2 separate regions of the Mus musculus genome follow, and region 2 is linked to region 1. A link is a loop called in an ENCODE intact Hi-C map of the cell type or tissue named here. Cell type or tissue: gastrocnemius. All regions are shown on one strand. Links, peaks and the distances in the headings refer to the core of each region. The heading gives the core; the rest is flanking DNA. Region 1 holds the start of Gm33460 (a long non-coding RNA gene). Region 2 holds the start of Gm51660 (a long non-coding RNA gene).

Region 1 (8,327 bases), core at 252-8,251:
TGGGATACTGTATCTGATACCCTGAGTAAATAGCTGTAAACTTAGAACTCAGGTTGCTAGGTTTAAATGGCAGGTTTCTTTACCCAGTAGATCATCTCACTAGACCTTGAGTCAGTCCTCTCTCTCTCTCTCTCTCTCTGTGTGTGTGTGTGTATGTGTGTGTGTGTGCGCGCGTGCGTGCGTATGTGTCTGTCTATATGTCTGTCTTTTCTCTGTCTGTCTTTCTCTCTGCTTCTGTGTGTGTATTTGTCTCTCTTTTTTCTCTGTGTGTCGGTCTCTGTCTTTCTGTCTCTCTCTCTCCATCTTTCTGTGTGTGTCTGTCTCTGTCTTTCTCTATCTCTGTCTCCCTTTTTGTTTCTCTCTGTCTCTGTGTATCTGTCTTTCTCTGTCTCTTCAGAGCCTGACTTACGTAGCTCTGGATAGCTTGGAACTGATATGTAGACCAGCTAGCCTCCAACTCACAGAGATCCATCTACTTCAGCCTCCTGAGTGCTAGGATTAAGGTGTGCCCTACCACTCCTGGCTTGATTTTATTTTTTTTAATACTATGTTTTGCCTGCATATGCCATGTGCTTGCCTAGTGCCTGGGGAGGCCAAAAGAAGGTGTTGGATCCCCTGGTACTAGAGATACAGATGGCTGTGAGCTGCCATGTGGGTGTTGGGAATTGAGCCTATCGTAGTAGTTACATATCTGATAAAATACCCTGTCATAAAGCAATTCAAGGGAGAATGTAGAAGTTAGATCCAGTTCTTTCTCCCAGTCCCATGCTCCCAGAAATAAGACTCAGACTCAAAACATACTTACATATACTTTGGCCATATGGCTAGGCTCTTCTATGGCTAGACCTAACTTAAAATATCCCACTTATTTTAGCCTACATTCTGCCACAAGTCTGGTTACCTGTGGTCAGGTACCATGTGTCTAGCTCCTCACATTTTCTGGGACAAATCTCCCTCTTGGCTCTATCTCAGAATCTTTCTCTCTACAGGAGAAAGAGTTTATTGTAGCTTACAACTCCAGGTTATAGTTCATTACTTGTGGAAAAGTCACAGGGGCAGGAGCTTGAGTGGCCTGGTCACATCACATACTGTCAAGAGTAGAGAGAACTAAATGTATGGGTGTTCACTTGCTTGCTTGTGCTCAGCTCTGTTTCTCTACTCCCATACAGTTTTGTGGGGGATGGAGGGGAGGCGGCTGCTAGGGAATGATGCTGCCCACAATGGGCTGGGTTGTCTCTTATCGGTAAGCTTAATAAAGACACTTCACCCACAGACTTGCCCACAGGCCAACCTAATGTCCCTCACTGAGACTTTCTTCCCAGGTGATTCTAGACTGTACCAAACTGACAATGAAAGCCAACCATCATAGGCACTTTCTCTATACTGTTCATTTGGAGCCAGTGTTCATTCCGTGTTAGAAACAAATCTGTAAGAGCCGTTGGGATTGCTAAAGCTCGGAAGTACCAGGCTTACAGTTTTATTTCCCCCATATTCTCTCTCTAGTCATGAGATGCAAATATGCACGATTGTAAGAAAGCTTACAGGAGCACCCATCAAACACAGATATCCAAAAGATTCAGAGCCTGAGAGAAGACTGCTTTCAAGGGAAAACATTGGGATGATAAAATTTCCGATTACCATGCAGTTTGTCAGTCACTCTCTGCTTTGCGCCTAAGTTGTAAATACACTCCATTATGAAAACGCTTCTTAAAGCAATTCTGAAACCCAGGCAGGTGGGGAGCTCCTGCAGTGGGACATGCCTGCATTAAAGGGTGTGGGGTGGGATGATAAGGTTTTCAAACACCAGAATGGGATTCTTCTTTGTAACTTCCCTTTATACGATGTTCATAACAGTAGTTCTGAAGCAGAGGGACTCAGAAGGTGTCTAACTGTACATGATCTTACATTCATAAAAAGTTACATTGGCTGGTGTACTGGCTAGTTTTGTGTCAACTTGACACAGCTGGGGTTATCACAGAGAAAGGAGCTTCAGTTGAGGAAATGCCTCCATGAGATCCAACTCTAAGGCATTTTCTCAATTAGTGATCAAGGGGGAAAGGCCCCTTGTGGGTGGGACCATCTCTGGGCTGCTAGTCTTGGGTTCTATAAGAGAGCAGGCTGAGCAAGCCAGGGGAGGCAAGCCAGGAAAGAACATCCTTCCATGGCCTCTGCATCGGCTCCTGCTTTCTGACCTGCTTGAGTTCCAGTCCTGACTTCCTTGGTGATGAACAGCAGTATGGAAGTGTAAGCCGAATAAACCCTTTCCTCCCCAACTTGCTTCTTGGTCATGATGTTTGTGCAGGAATAGAAACCCTGACTAAGGCAGCTGGGGAGCTGCAATAGTTTCTTTAGTGGTTAAGTGTGCTTGCAGCTCTTGGCATAGAACCCAGTTCTGTTCCCAGTGTCCATATCAGATGGCTCACAAACACCTGTAACTGCAGCTCCCAGGGATCTGATGCTATCTTCTAGGCATGCACACAGTATACATGGGTATGTGGGGGCATGCACTTAGAAACAAAAAATAATCCTTTTTCAAACTAGAGATATATAAAATAGAGACACACGTACACCTGCAGCTATTGCTGCTCTACTGACAGTAGCCAAGCCGTGGGTCAGCTTAGGTGTCCATCAACAGATTAGCTAATAAAGAAAATATGGTGTGTTTACACAACATGGAATTACTCAGGCATGGAGAAGGAAGCGTGCCATTTACAGGGTTGGAACTAGAGGTCATCGTCTGGAGAAAAATAAACCAGATACAGAAAGACAATGTTTCAAGTTTCTTCTCACATGCAGGAACTAGGACTAGGAGCAAAGAAAATGACCCGGATGGTACAGGGATCTTTGGGAAGGAGTATGTGGGTGAGAGATGGGGATAAAATGTAGTTGGGAGGATGGCATGACTGAAGTGTATGTTTGGAAATGAACTAGTGAAGTCCCCTAGTATGTTCAGTTAACATGCAATAACGATCATTGCTGTAAAACAAACTAGGAATTTAACCCAGGCACGGTGATGCCTGCCTTTAACCCCAGCACTCAGGCAGCAGAGGCAGTCCAAGAATAGTCTGAGGCCAGCCTAGCTACAGACAAACCCTTCCGTGTCACCCTTGCATGAGGAAACAAACCTGAGCGGCAGACATTGCAGCCAAGAAAACTGGTGTAAGGGTCTAAATCACGGGCTCCTTCCCTATTCTAAGAAGCATGTAAGCTACTGTAAGCTGGGATGAACAAAGATACCTACACGGGGTTTGCCCTCTGTCTAGTGGGAAGAAATCGGTTTGTTTTTTAGCTGGGAGAGTTACTCGCTGTGGCCACCAGATGGCGGAGAGCACCCGCGGCTGGAAGCAGAGCGGCCCAGGCAGGGAGCTTTGGGAAGTCATCCACACCCCGAGACCCGGCTTTGTAAACGCACGTTTTGGGTGTTTGAAAGGGTTAGGGGTGTGAGTGCTGCCTAAAATAAACAGCTACCCTGGCGGGCATCGGCGGCAGAGCTTCATCTGGCACTGAGTACTCTGGGGACCCAACTTTTCTCTTGGAGAGCTGCATGAGTGTGCTCCATGCACAGGACCAAAGAGGTGTGTGAGGTTCCCCCGAGGTGGCTCACCCTTGTAATCTCAGCATACCGGAAGTGAGGAGGGGGATGACCTTGACTTTGAGACCAGCCTAGTGTGAGAACCTGTCTCAAAAAATGAGAAGCAGGAAGATGAAGGGTTCAGAGTCATCCTCAGTTAAACCCCCCACCCCGCCCCAAGCCCCAGCCGAGTTAAAAGACAAGCAGGGCTGCTCGAGGCCCTGTCTCAAAAAAAAAAAAAAAAAAAAAAAAAAAAAAAAAAAGAAAGGAAGGAAGGAAGAAAAAAGCAAAGTGAAAAGAAGGTGTCTGCCACTTCACACTTTCAGACTGTGATCGCTTAGCTTGAGCGCTGAAGAAATGAAGCCCACCTTGGGCTCGCCCAGGCGGCCCTGATGCAAGCCCGGAGCGAGCCCGCCTGGTGTCTGCGCAGGCGGGAAGGGATCCGGTTAGCCTCATGGACCACAGCAGGACGGGTCCTCTCAAGTCAGTCTCAAGCTGTTGTCTGAAATTCCAAACTTGAGGTATGAGGGTGTGGCTGGGAGTGTGGAGGGGTTCCTTCGGGTGCAGCAACAATAGGGTTTTGTTTGTTTGTTTTTTGTTTTGTTTTTTTGCTTTTTGTTTGTTTGTTCTTTTCAAGTGCGATTTTAAAATTCGTCTGGTTGTTTAGAAATCTCCACCGGGTGAAAGCGTGATTTTTGAAATCTGAACACAGCGGAGTGGAGGACAATCGGAGGCGCGTCCCAGGAAGCATGTGGAAGCAACGTCCGAAAGTGTAAACAGCCAGGACTTTAAAGCCAGGAAGTTAGTGTCCCTACCGGCGGCAGAATGTGGGTAGAGTATCTGGGACTTTTCCATTCGCCAGCATTTCCAAGACACCTGCAGGGATCTCTCTCTCTCTCTCTCTCTCTCTCTCTCTCTCTCTCTCTCTCTCTCTTCTCTCTCCCTCTCTGCCTCTCTTTTTCTCTCTCTGTCTGTCTCTCTCTCTGTCTCCTCCTCCCTCCCTCCCTTTCTCCCTCCTTCCCTCCCTCTGCCTCTGTTGCATGTCTTCCCCCCACACCCACCCTCTACTCGGGTTTGAGCCTCCCGCCTTCTTCATTCCGGCTTTAAAGCTTAGTTAGAAAGGAGGGAAACAGGGTCAGACTAACAGGAAATTTGGAGCATCAGCACCCCTTGAGGTTGAGTCATAAATTACAGCGGTGAGCCCGCTCCAACCGCAGCCGGAACACCGGTCAAGATGAAGGTCAACTGACCAGCAGCTTTCCCTTTGGACCCCAAACTCTTTTGGGGTTCTTCCCGCCTTCCCCGGTTTTCCTTCCAGGTATCGGAAGTATCCTCCCGCCCACGCTCAGGGGCACAACCCTCCACCCAGTAATTCTTGACCTTTGCACCGAGGCATAGAAAACCTGCATCCACCGAGAAGTAACCTGCGCCGGGATGAGGGAGGGAGCGAGCGAGGGAGGGAGGTCCTGGTCCGAGTTTCCCCCAAAGTAAAACAAGGAATACGGGGATTGCTGACGCGCTTTTTTATACCTTTCCTTTTTATCTAGAAAACCAGACTGTTTAGCGACGAATACATATTTCCAACCACGAATCTTTTTGGGTTTGTGCCGAGTTTTACTCGTCCGGTTCAGTTTGTCTGTTTAAGTGAATGTTTTTGTTTATAGCAAGAGCTGAGGACAAGCGAACTTGGGCGACCCGGCAGACTCCTCCACTCACCCCCAGCCGCTCTTTCAGCCTCGCGCCGGCGAACGGCCCTGTGCCCGCGCAAAAGCGCGCAGGGCCCGGGTGGGGAGTGTAAACAAGCCGGCCGGGTTCCCAGACCTTGATCTTTATTTAAATGGAGGCTTGTTTATCGGTGTCATCCTAGGAGGATTAATTAGATACATCTCTTCACAATTTGGTGTCTGACACTCCATCTTAGGAATGCCTTATCACAAGGTGTTAATTGGGGCCACTCAGCCATTTACGTTTCTATTAAACACTGTGAGGGACTTTTCACAAGTACCGGATTCTTTTTACTGTACGGTGCAAAAATATACAAGACTTGAAATAGACTAGGGCCAGAGTCCTCTTTATCCCGGCGTGCGATTAGCATTTTCTTTCTTTCTTTTTTTTTTTTTCTTCTTTTCTTTTTTTTAAGACAGAAACAGCAGAGCATCATTTGACACTCCAGATACACCAACCGTTGGACGTGGGTGCAGTAAGTTGGTACTGACTAGGTTGGGCCAACTATACGTCTTTCTCCCAAATCCCCTGCCCACAGGAACACATTAAAAAGCAAATCTCTAGAGACTACACACACCTGGCATTCTGGGAAAAGTCGGGGCGGCTTTGCCAAAGAGTCTTGGAAATGCGGAGTTTGTGGGCCCCCCAAGTTCGTGGCGGTGCTCTGGTCCCAGAAGTTTGGAGGACGGGAAAGACTGTCCACAGCTCAGGTATATCTTCTGGCAACCTTAATTGGGCGCAGAAGGGGAGGAGGGCCCGCCTGATTGCTTGCCTCCCCACAGCTAATCCTCTTAGCAGCTGCATTTCCGCGCTCCGCAGTTAAAATGACCCTCCCAGCTAGACCTTTACCCCAGGATGAGAAGGGGCTTCAAGGGTTTGCAAGCTGGGCTTTAAGCCGTCTGCAGATAGCCCGGCGGGACGTCTGGCAGGGGGCGGGGAGAGCCCTCTTCCCCTAACTGCTTAGTCTTCCGCACACCTAGGATTCAGTGAGGGCCTGGGGTGCCCTTCCCCGTCCGGGATTAATAACTAAAACCGTGATGCACCGCTGTCCAGATGCTGTTTGCAGAACTGCAGTGTACCAGACAAATGGAATACTTCTTTGTGGCTGCCGCGCCCAAATCCTGAGTCCTGGATGAAATTTAGCTGAGGGTAAGGCGAGCGAGGACATCCACGGAAAACCGTAAATGGGCGCAATAGGGTGCGCTAACATCTCGCCGCTGCGGTGCTTAAGGGACCCGGAACTCTCGAATGGCCACGGGGGTTCCCATGGCGCTTACGTGGGTCTACGAACTGGTCGCCTAAAGTAAACCCAGGAAAAGAACTAAATGACTAAGGGCCAGGGGGGAGGATAGGAAGCTAGGATTAAGCCTGCAGAGCACAATCTTGCATCTCCAGGGCAAACACTCCTTCCCCAACCCCAGCCAACACCCACTGTCCACACTTCCTAGTGGGGCGAGGAAGTAGATCCTGTTCATCTGTGGGGTTGGGGAAATAAACAGAAGCACTCCCTGCTCACCACTCAACGATATCAGTAGCTAGTTAAAAGATTATAGAGCCTTCTGTGGAGGGGGAAGGGGTGTGTGTGTGTGTGTGTGTGTGTGTATGTGAGAGAGAGAGAGAGAGAGAGAGAGAGAGAGAGAGAGAGAGACTGAGAGAGAGAGAGAGACAGAGACAGAGACAGAGAGAGAGAGACTGTTCACTCTGGAAAGGGGGCAGAAAGAAACAGTTAAATAAATAAAATCCATAGTACAGAAGACAGAGCTATACCTGGTCCCTTATTGAACCACATTTATTAAAAATGACTTATGACTGTACATAAAAATTCAGAATCTCTAAAAAGCCTATAGGAACTGTGACATCATACTGCAATTTTTTTTTTCACATTTACTGAAGGGGGAAGTGGGGATGACCAAGGAAAGAGGATTAAGCAGGGTTTTTCCTTAAGTGTGTAGAAGCAAGTACGGAGGCAGCTGAGTACTTAGCGAAGTGGACAGAATATCTCCAAGATATGAATCCCTCCTCTTAACTGCAGTTGTGGTTTTGCAAATTCTTTACAACGCCAAAGCACCAAATTTACATTATTTTTATCTGATACCTAGGCAGTTGAATTTGTACAATATATTCCAGAATATTCTAAGGTGTCTAAACATACAATTGTACACTTAACTTCTCCCTTTCTTTCTGATCCTCCTGCCTTCTACAGGTCATCCCAGCCACACAGAGCCAGCCCTACAACAAATGGTTTATTCCAAAATTCTGCAAGGAATTGAAGGCAGTGAGTACTAGCTAGCCACTTAAACATCAGTTTGTTTGTTTGTTTGTTTTCCCCGCTTGACTCTCAGGCTCAGCCTCTATAGGCCCTGGCAGAAGATATCTGTGAAGAGCCCACTGTTAACTCAAGGTCCAACCCTTCTCTTCCCGAAGCAAAAATATTTTAACCCTCTGGGCTGCTGTTTGCTTAAAGATTTATGAGTAGAAATAAGAGCCAAAGTTTGTTTTGTTTTGTTTTTTTCTGTCATGTTTTCTTGTCTTTGAAATTCATTTAATAGCACCGGGCACTCGTTCTTCATAGCCTGCTTTTTCTGAACATTTCTCGTTTCCCATAAATGAATCAATCCAGCACCTTGAACGACCTTTTCAGTTTTAAAAACACTCCTGCGTCCTCCAGTCACTTTAAAACCAATGCTAGGTCTGCTTCAGTTTAGTTACCTGCGGCCGTGGCAAAGCTTTGGCGCCTTCTCTCAGAGAATTGCACAAAACAGGATACATCAAAGGTGGAAGGCAAAAGTCTTTTTGGTAACCTAGGCAAAGAACACAACAAAACACCACCAGGTCCATCTGGAAAGGTTAAAGGTTAAAATAATGCTCTAGGGACTTGTGTAAAAAGCATAATAAGCCCCCATGCCTTTGGAGGTGTCTTTACTGTACTCTTCAGTGTTAATGTCCTCACACTTTATGGGGGGCGAGTTTCCATTGCTGGGGGTGCTGGGAGACAGGCGCTTTCTCTTGCAAGCGCTGTTGTACACCCCGG
Region 2 (8,327 bases), core at 328-8,327, 420 kb after region 1:
CCCTTCAGCAGTGTACATGTGTTTAATCCACCATGGAATGTATACACTATGGACAATGGATTCTAAGTGAGAGGCTGTTAGAACTTTAAAAATCATGTTAATGTAATTTTTTTTTATTTCAGATTTTACCAGATGTTGCAAGGACTCTGGGATCCTTATGGTATTAAAATGCCGGAAAGAGAATTCTGCACTGAAAGACTGTCTAACTGCTTAGTAAGTTGTCACCTCAATGCTTGTGGGTCTGTGACTGCACAAGTGTGTAGTAGGAGGGTGTTATTAACTCATTACCTGTAATATGTTCTGTACCTCTGCCCACCAAATTCTTCATGTTGCTGGTAAGACATCTGTATGTTACAGGTTATTCTAAGAGAAAAACATTTAGGGAGGGATTTAATAAAACATTATCTTTGGCAGAATTGGCTCTATGATTTTCCACATGGCTTAACAAATACTTTTTCTGCAACAGGTTGGTTTATAGAATGAGTATAGCCTGCTTTTTAGTTCTTCTATTGAAAAGCAACTGAACGAGATGATCCCTAGGAACTTTTCAGCCTGGCAATTTGTTGAATTGTTGTTTCAACTCCTGGAAAAGTTGCAACAAATGATATGGAAGCTCTAAAAGCAAATTTCAATTTTTGAAGCTTTATTAAATCATAAAAGGGCAGGCTTCCCATGGCTATCAGCCAAACATGGCATATTAAGTTGAAGTAAGACTAGGCACCTCCCCCGTCTTTAGGTTGGAGGAGGCAACCCAACAGGAGGAAAGGGTCCCAGGAGCAGGCATACGTGTTAGAGGCAGCCCCTGCTCCCACTTCTGGGGTCCCACAAGAAGACCAAGCTACACAGCTGTCTCCTATGTGCAGAGGGCCTATGTGCAGGGCAGCCCCATGCAGGCTCCCTGATTGTCGTTCCTGTGTCTGTGAGCCTCTAGGAGCCCAGGTTGTTTATTCTGCCCCCATGTTTGGCTATTTCTATCAACTGCTGGAGGGAGCTTCTCTGACGACAACTGGGTTAGGCACCAATCTGAGTATAGCAGAATTTTAGGAATCATTTCATTGATTTTTTTTTTCTTTTCTTTTTTCAGTCACGTTTGGTTCTATCCTAGGTCTCTCCAGCCTTTAGTTCCTGGCCTGTCAGGCAGTGTCAGGAGTGGGCTCGTTCTCATGGCATGGGTCTCAACTGGACCAGTCATTGGTTAGCTACTCCCACAATTTTTGTGCCCGCCCTTACCCCAGCACATCTTGTGGGCAGGGCACATTGTAGGTCGATGGCTATGTGGCTGGGTTGGTGTTCCAGTCCCTCCCCTGGAAGCCTTGCCGGGTTACAGGCCATGGCCATTTCAGGTTCTGTATCCCGCATTGCTGGGGCCCTTGGCTGGTGTTGCAGATCTCTGGGGGTTTCCATTGCACTGGGTTTGTAGCTCACTCCTTAGAGGCCCCCACTTCCAGTTGTCAGTTCTCCCTCCCTCTGTCCATACTCCTCCCACCCCACCCCTGCACCCATGATGTTAGTTCGAGTTCCCCTTCCCAGGGAGGTTCACAGTCTTCTCTTAAGCCCTCCTTGTGACTTAGCCTCTCTGGGTCTGTGGGCCTTAGTATTATTGCCATTTACCTTACAGTGAGCATATACCATAGAAATGAGTACGTACCATGTTTGTCTTTCTGGGTCTGGGTTACCTCACTCAGGATGATTAGTTCTTTCTAGTTTCATCCATTTGCTTGTAAATTTCATGATGTCATTGTTTTTTTTTTTAGCAGCTGAGTAATATTCCATTGTGTAAATGAACCACACGCTCTTCAGTTGAAGGGCATCTAGGTTGTTTCCTGTTTCTGGCTATAGAGAATAGAAGTTGTTCCACTAGTTGAGCAAGTGTCCTTGTGATTTCCAAAGTGGCCGTACCTAACCAATTCTTTTTATATCAACATTTTAGTGCCATCTCCATGAGTACTTAATTGTACTTCCTCAGCTCTTTCTGTTAATTGGTTTTGAGATAGGGTCTGGACGTGTAGCTGTAGCTAGCTATCTTGGAATTTACTATGGAGCCCAAGATGGCCTTGAGTTTGGCCTTGTCCACTTGGCCTTTGCCTCCTGAGGACTGGAATTACATTTAGGAGCCACTCCTCCCAGATTAGTTTTTCTAAGTCTTTAAATGACAGTATGCAGATGTAGTGTCCCATGCCTTTGAGCCCTGTACTTGGGAGGCTGACCTCTGAGTTCCAAGACAGCCAGAGCTACATAGTGAGACCCTGTCAAGGAAAATAAAGCAAAGAAGAACGTAAGCAGGTTTTACTGAATGCATTTGTCTCCCCCCATATGTGTTTATTGTATACATTACTATATACAGTATTGACAAATAATATCACAATATTTTCCTAAGTTGTTAATTGGTAGTTGTGAGATTTTAGTTTTGGCAAGCTGTTGGTCCCTCTTGTGTTTTTCCGGCTGCAGCCAGTGAAGCACTACTGTGAGCACAGTGTGTGATGCCGTCCTAGGCGAGTAAACTGAAGGAGAACACTTGTGAGTCCCTTGCGGATTAACCACAGGGCTTTAGAACGCTACCATGGGAAGGACGAGGCTACGCAAACCGTCTTCCATCTCTGCAGTTACAGATGAGGAAGCCAAGAGTTTGCATGGTTTTCTCCGAGGCAGTCTCGGCTGCGGGTGGCTGCTGGGCAGGAACTGCAGAACCTGGTGTGTGTCGTTTTAAAAACCACGGTCCCTGTATTAAGTAACTTTGTATATAAATGTAATTTTGGTAAATTTTTAAATAATTGATTAGTAGGTACTAAAACAAACCTGGTGAATCAAAAAAAAAAAAAAAAACCAAAACGTAAAAAGCAACAGACAGATAGACAGACAGACAGACAGACAGGCAAGCCCAGGTCCACCTTGCCCAGGAGCTGCTGCACTGCCAGCCCCTCAGGCTCCCTTTTGTCCCACCTGGCTTAGCTCGGATTGCTCTCAGCCATGACACACAGCTTTATTACTTTAAAACTTGCCTGCTAGGCACCGTTGTGGGGCACAGATAACCACCACCAGGAAGGGTGTGCCCTTACCAATTTATTATCTCTCCTTCTTCTCCTGCCCTAATCTTAGTGGCTTTTTCCACGTAGTCCCTGTCAAACATCTTTGTTCACCTGCCTGGAGAGAAGGCCGAAGGCCGGAGCTGCCCCCAAGGTCTTACATGGTTGCTGTGTCCCTTTTCCTTCAAAGCATGGCAGAAAGCAGGAAAACCTCCCTCCTTCCTTGCCTCTGCCTGTTCCTCCTGGGACCCAGAAGTCCCATCTGTACCTCTGCCCAGTAATTGGTTCTCAGCCTTCTTTAGTGACAAATTCCGAACCTAGTAGGGAACGAGACATTAGTATCAGAACCTTCCCTTACAGGGAGCCCTTTACTTTAGAGGAGAGGCTCCCTCTGGTCATGTTTCCTAGTGTGCCTCAGATGAGCGTCTCGTCCTCTTAAACATGTTTTTGTAGGAACACAGATATTTTACAGACGTGTGATAAACTAAAGCAGCAAACACACTTAAAGAAACAGAAATGAGTGTAGCTCAGGAGAAGCCACAGGTGTGCTGCTTCCAGGCTCTGTAGTGGAAGGTGGACGAGAAATGAGGACATGATTGCCCCTTGGTACAGTCGGAAGGTTTCCTGTAGATATGAGGGAGAGCACAGAAGATGGAAGTGGGCCATGAGAGGAGGGTTGTTGGAGAGAGTGGACCAAGACAGATCCAGGGGAGGAGCCAGCCAGGAGCCTAGAGATGATCAAAATGGCTAAGTTATGATAGGGAAGAGAAACTAGGGGAGGGGAAGCGAAGCCCAGCCCCCAGGAGGGAGAGGTTTAGGATGGGGGGCAAGTGAAAAGAGCTGGGAGGAGCTCCAGGTAAGGAGTGAGACTTGTCCCAGGTTCCTCTGGGACCTGATTATAGTGTTGTTAATGAGGTTTAGTGAGTTGCCTCACTTAAAGGAGGGTCTGCTCTGGCTAGAGTACTGAGTCCTACAGAGAACAGGAGGATACAGGGAGCCTCACAGAAAAAGTGCCAGCTGAGCAGACCAGTTGGTCTGAGCCCTGTCTTTCCCTCTAAGAACAGCATGTGCTACATTGAGAGAATGGAGAGCTACCTGCCCAGAGGGCTACAGACCCTTGAAGGAGGCTGGCACGGCACAGCCTTCACTAGCACACAAATCCACATTGTCTGGGCAGATGGGAAATAAGTGTGTTAGTTAGAATTGAGACAGGGAACCCATGCCTCTTCTTCCACAAAATGCAAGCCCACCTCTGTCGTAGTTCAGGGGCAGAAGCCATACACTGCATGCACATCTAAATCCTCCATTGCTGTATTACTATACAGCACCCTCGAGGGTGACAGGAAGCCCTGAGATGAGTGAAGCGCAGCCCGCCACATCACATAGGCTTTCAGTGGCTAAACGGCCCTCACACACAGTCTGCAGATTTGTGCTCTCCATGGAGAACAGGTCCAGGCTGTCAGCCTGAATTCTAACCTGGAATGTTTCTGGATGTGTAGGCATCTGCAGAGGCCAAAGAGCATCCTAACCTAGTCCGATTCATCCGTTGGTCATTGATAGAAACTATGGTCCTTCCTGTTGGTGTACAGGAAGCTGGTGAGCAGTGTGGAGTCCTGGTGACAAGCCACCACTGCTCTGTGTATTGGAGACCATCTGCTCAGCACTTAGTGCCTGAGCACAGAACCCTGGTCACAAGCCAGCTGGAATTTCTTCCCTGAACCTCAAATTTCCCTTGCCTTGGTGACTGCCAATGCCAGTGTGTGCTTCCTTTGTGACCTTATAAAAGGCACCAGAGCCCTTTAACAGGAAGGAAAGCGATGTTTGAGCAGTGGATCGCCTGCTCCTGCGGTAGCAGGACACCTTCGTTAAGTCCATACCTGTGAAAAGCAAGTTTCCCCCAGAAACTGCAGATGCCTTTCCTAGACTCCCTCAGGTGATGTATGTGCTCAGCAGTGTGAGAGTCAAGTCCAGTTTCCACAGGTTGAGGCTGTACACAGAACAGGTCAGCTCCTGAAGGCCTTGGCCGGCCAGTCCAGAATTATCATGGGAAATGAAAATTAAAGATCTGCTCCCAATATGAGTTTCCCTTGGCCAGGAGACCATTCTTTGCATGTCACACAGGATTGTAAGGTACCCTGTGTCCCACAGTGCCCATTCTAGGTATGTTGGGTATGTGGGGGAGTGGGGTGGGGATGTCCCTTGGATACACAAAGACCATACTCCATGGAGTCCCTCTGCTCTCAGCCACTGGAGAGGAGGACATGTCTGATTCCATCCATCTTGCTTGATCAGAGAACCCTCTGCCTTCTCAGCCTAGAATCTCAGATTTTTCTCCAAAAGTGCTTTGAGAATGCCAGAGAGTAGAACATGACGATGCATGCTTATAATCACAGCATGCACAGCACTCAAAAGTGTGAGATAGGATTGATGCTAGTTGAAGGCTAGGCCAGGCTACACAGATTCAAGAGGTGCAAAGTACGGGGGCAGGAGGTGTTAGAAGAAAAAGGTATGTGTGGAGCCAGTCATGAAATACATTTATTATAGAAATTACAACATGAATATTTTCCTCGGGAACTGCTTTGTGTACTATAAGATCACCCTGAGTAGCACTTGGGTAGCCATAGTGACAGAACAATTGGGAGGAGGTAGGGGTTGGAATAGCTGTTGTTTTGTCTAGCAGTAAAACACTGATCAAAACAAAACAAACAAAAAAAAAGTTAAGAGATTTGGAGTTTGGTAAAGTTAGAGTGGGGACTTCTAGTTGACCATGGTAGAGATCTGATGGATAGGTAAATGTTTTCAACCCTGTAGCTCAGATCTGAAATTTGTTACATTGTTTTACATATGTATTCTCCAGAGGAACAGAACTGACAGAACACATCTACTTACATTAAAAGGAGGTTAGAATGGCTTACAGCCTGTGGTCAAGCTCGCCCACCAAAGGCTATCCTGACAGAAAGGCCAGCAGTTGCTCAGTCCTCGAGGCTGGCTGTCTCCGCTGGTCTTTGGTCGCTGTTGGATTCTGGAGAAGTCCGTTCCAACTGCCAGTGAAGGAAGCCTCGGCAGGAGGAGAGATGGGCTTGCCAGGGAGAGTGAGGGCAAGCAGGCAAAAAGCAAGGCTTCCTTCTTCCATGTCCATTGAAAGACGCTGCAGCCAGATGGTGTGGCCCAGACTTAGGGTGGGTCTTCTGACCTCAAATGATCCAATCAAGAAACATGGCTCCCAGGTGTGCCCAGCTGTTTGGATTTTAGTGGATTCTCGGTGTGGATGAGTTGACAACCTAGGTTAGCCATCGCAAGTTGTCAGTCTGACACATAATCACATCTCCTTATGTAATTTTTAGTTTTCAAATGAAAACAAAACCAGGTCACAATTATGTTTAACATGACATCATTATCCCATGCACAACAGCATTATTTGAAATAACTGAGAGTTTTACTGTCTGTCTGTCTGTCTGTCTTTCTTTCATCCTTTCCCACAAGGACCTACAGCCTTTTAGAAAGGTAACTGTTCACTGGGGAAAGGAAATAATCAGACTTTCCAGAGTCTATTGGATGTAGGTTCTGAATTGACACTGATATTGGGATACCCCAAGAAGCATTGTGGACCTCCAGTTGAAGTATGGACTTAACGGAAGGTGGGTGACTCCTGGTGTTTTGGCTGACATGGAACTCAAGTAGGATCCTGGGTTACTAGGAATCATCCTGTGGTTATCCCCAGTCACAGAATGTATACAAGTTGTCAGAATTCTTACATTGGTTCCATAACTGTGGAGTGAGAGCTGTTATGTTTGGAAAGGCCAAATGGAAACCAGTAGACTGCCTCTACCAGGGAAAGTAATGAACTATAGAGCGCATCACGTTCCTGGAAGAATGGCAGACATTGGTGTCACTATGAAAGACTAGAAAGGCTCAAGGGTGGTGGTTTTCATCACATTTCCCTTTAATTCTATGTGGCCAATGCCAAAGACTGATGGGTAGTGGGAATTGACAGTTGTCTGCAAAAACTTAGTCAAGTAGAGTCTTAGTTATTACTTTTCTATTGTTGTGAAGAGACACCAGGGCCAAAGCAACTTATATAAGAAACCATTTAATTAAGGGCCTCATTTACAGTTCCAGAGGTGAGTTTGTGACCATCATGGCAGGGAACATGGCACAAGTGGGCAGGCAGGCAGGCAGGCAGGCAGGCATGCATAGTACTGGAGCAGTAGCTGAGAGCTTCCATCTTATCTCCTAATCCTTCCCTAAATAGTACTACCAAGGAGGGATCTAGCATTCAAATGTATGAGCCTATGGGGGCCATTTTTCATTCAAACTGCCACAAGTAGTGGTTCCTGTTGCAGCTGTGGTACCAGACGAAGTGTGCTTTCTTGAACAGATTGTATCACCTGGTGCATGGTATGCAGCTGTTGATCGAGCAATGCCGTCTTCTCTGTACCTGTCCATAAGGGCTATCAGAAGCACTTTGCTTTCAGTTGCCAAAAACCAGCAGTATACTTCTATAGTTCTACTTCAATAGTATATTAACCCTAGCCTTGTGCCATAACTTAGTGTGATGGGATCTCGATCATAATGTCTGTAATATAAAATATCACACTGGAGCACTATATTAATGACATTATGCTTATTGGACCAAGTGAGCAGGAGGTAGCGGCCACTATGGACTTTTTGGTAACCATATGTGTATTAGAAGATGGGAAATAAATCCAACCAAATGTAAGGGCTTTCTACCTAAGTGGAGCATTTAATCCCACGGTGTGGGGTGTACATACAGAGATATTCCTTCCAGGGTGAAGGATCAGTTAATGTACCTGAGCCTCTCCGCCCTGAAGAAGGACGTCCAATGTTTAGTGGACCTAACTGGATTCTAGAGACAGCACATTCCTCACTTGAGTATGTTACCAAGTGACACAAAAGCTGCCAGCTCTGAGTGGTATCTGGAACAGGAGAAGGAGAGGCTCTTCAACAGGTCCAGGCTGCTGTGAAGGCTGCTTTACCACTTGGACCATATTATCCAGAAGACTTCATGGTACCTGAGTTACCAGTGGCAGATAGGGATGCTGTTTGGAGCCTTTGGCAGGCCACTTTGGGTCAACGACAGAGGAGACTTTGGGATTTGGAGCGAGGCTTTACTCTCATCTGAATACAGCTATTCTCCCTCTTAGAGACAGCTCTCGGCCTGCTATTGGGCCTTACTGGAAACTGAATGTTTGATAATGGGCCACCAAGTTATCAAGAAACCTGAGCTGTGCATCATAAGCTGGGACACAAAGTCTTACACGCACAGCAGCACTCCATTGTCAG

The links. Peaks named below come from ENCODE experiments on the same cell type or tissue, not always from the same donor. Only the 100,000 strongest peaks of a DNase experiment are listed, where the experiment ranks them.
Region 2: it touches region 1 in a loop (2.7-fold over the local background); 13 of 42 quality-filtered maps call a loop at or near these places.

The regions. Positions count from the first base shown.
Region 1 is chr9:118,484,849-118,493,175 of GRCm38, reverse strand. It overlaps Eomes (eomesodermin), which reads right to left. Exons shown (of 6, transcript NM_010136.3): 6 at 7,044-8,327. The coding sequence ends at 8,164. It overlaps Gm33460 (a long non-coding RNA gene), which reads left to right and starts at 3,397. Exons shown (of 5, transcript XR_871343.1): 1 at 3,397-3,575; 2 at 3,898-4,092; 3 at 4,239-4,402; 4 at 5,835-6,006; 5 at 6,277-6,932. In gastrocnemius, for the core only: CTCF peaks have their summits at 3,318 (motif pointing right) and 4,754; DNase peaks (open chromatin) are centred at 4,767, 5,297, 5,928, 6,191 and 2 more places; H3K4me3 peaks cover 2,229 bases.
Region 2 is chr9:118,067,008-118,075,334 of GRCm38, reverse strand. Cmc1 (COX assembly mitochondrial protein 1) reads left to right here. Exons shown (of 4, transcript NM_026442.3): 3 at 123-213. It overlaps Gm51660 (a long non-coding RNA gene), which reads right to left and starts at 1,684. Exons shown (of 2, transcript XR_003948090.1): 1 at 1,649-1,684; 2 at 1-363. It also overlaps a transcript of Azi2 not described here. In gastrocnemius, for the core only: no CTCF peak of the experiment used is centred there; a DNase peak (open chromatin) is centred at 4,705.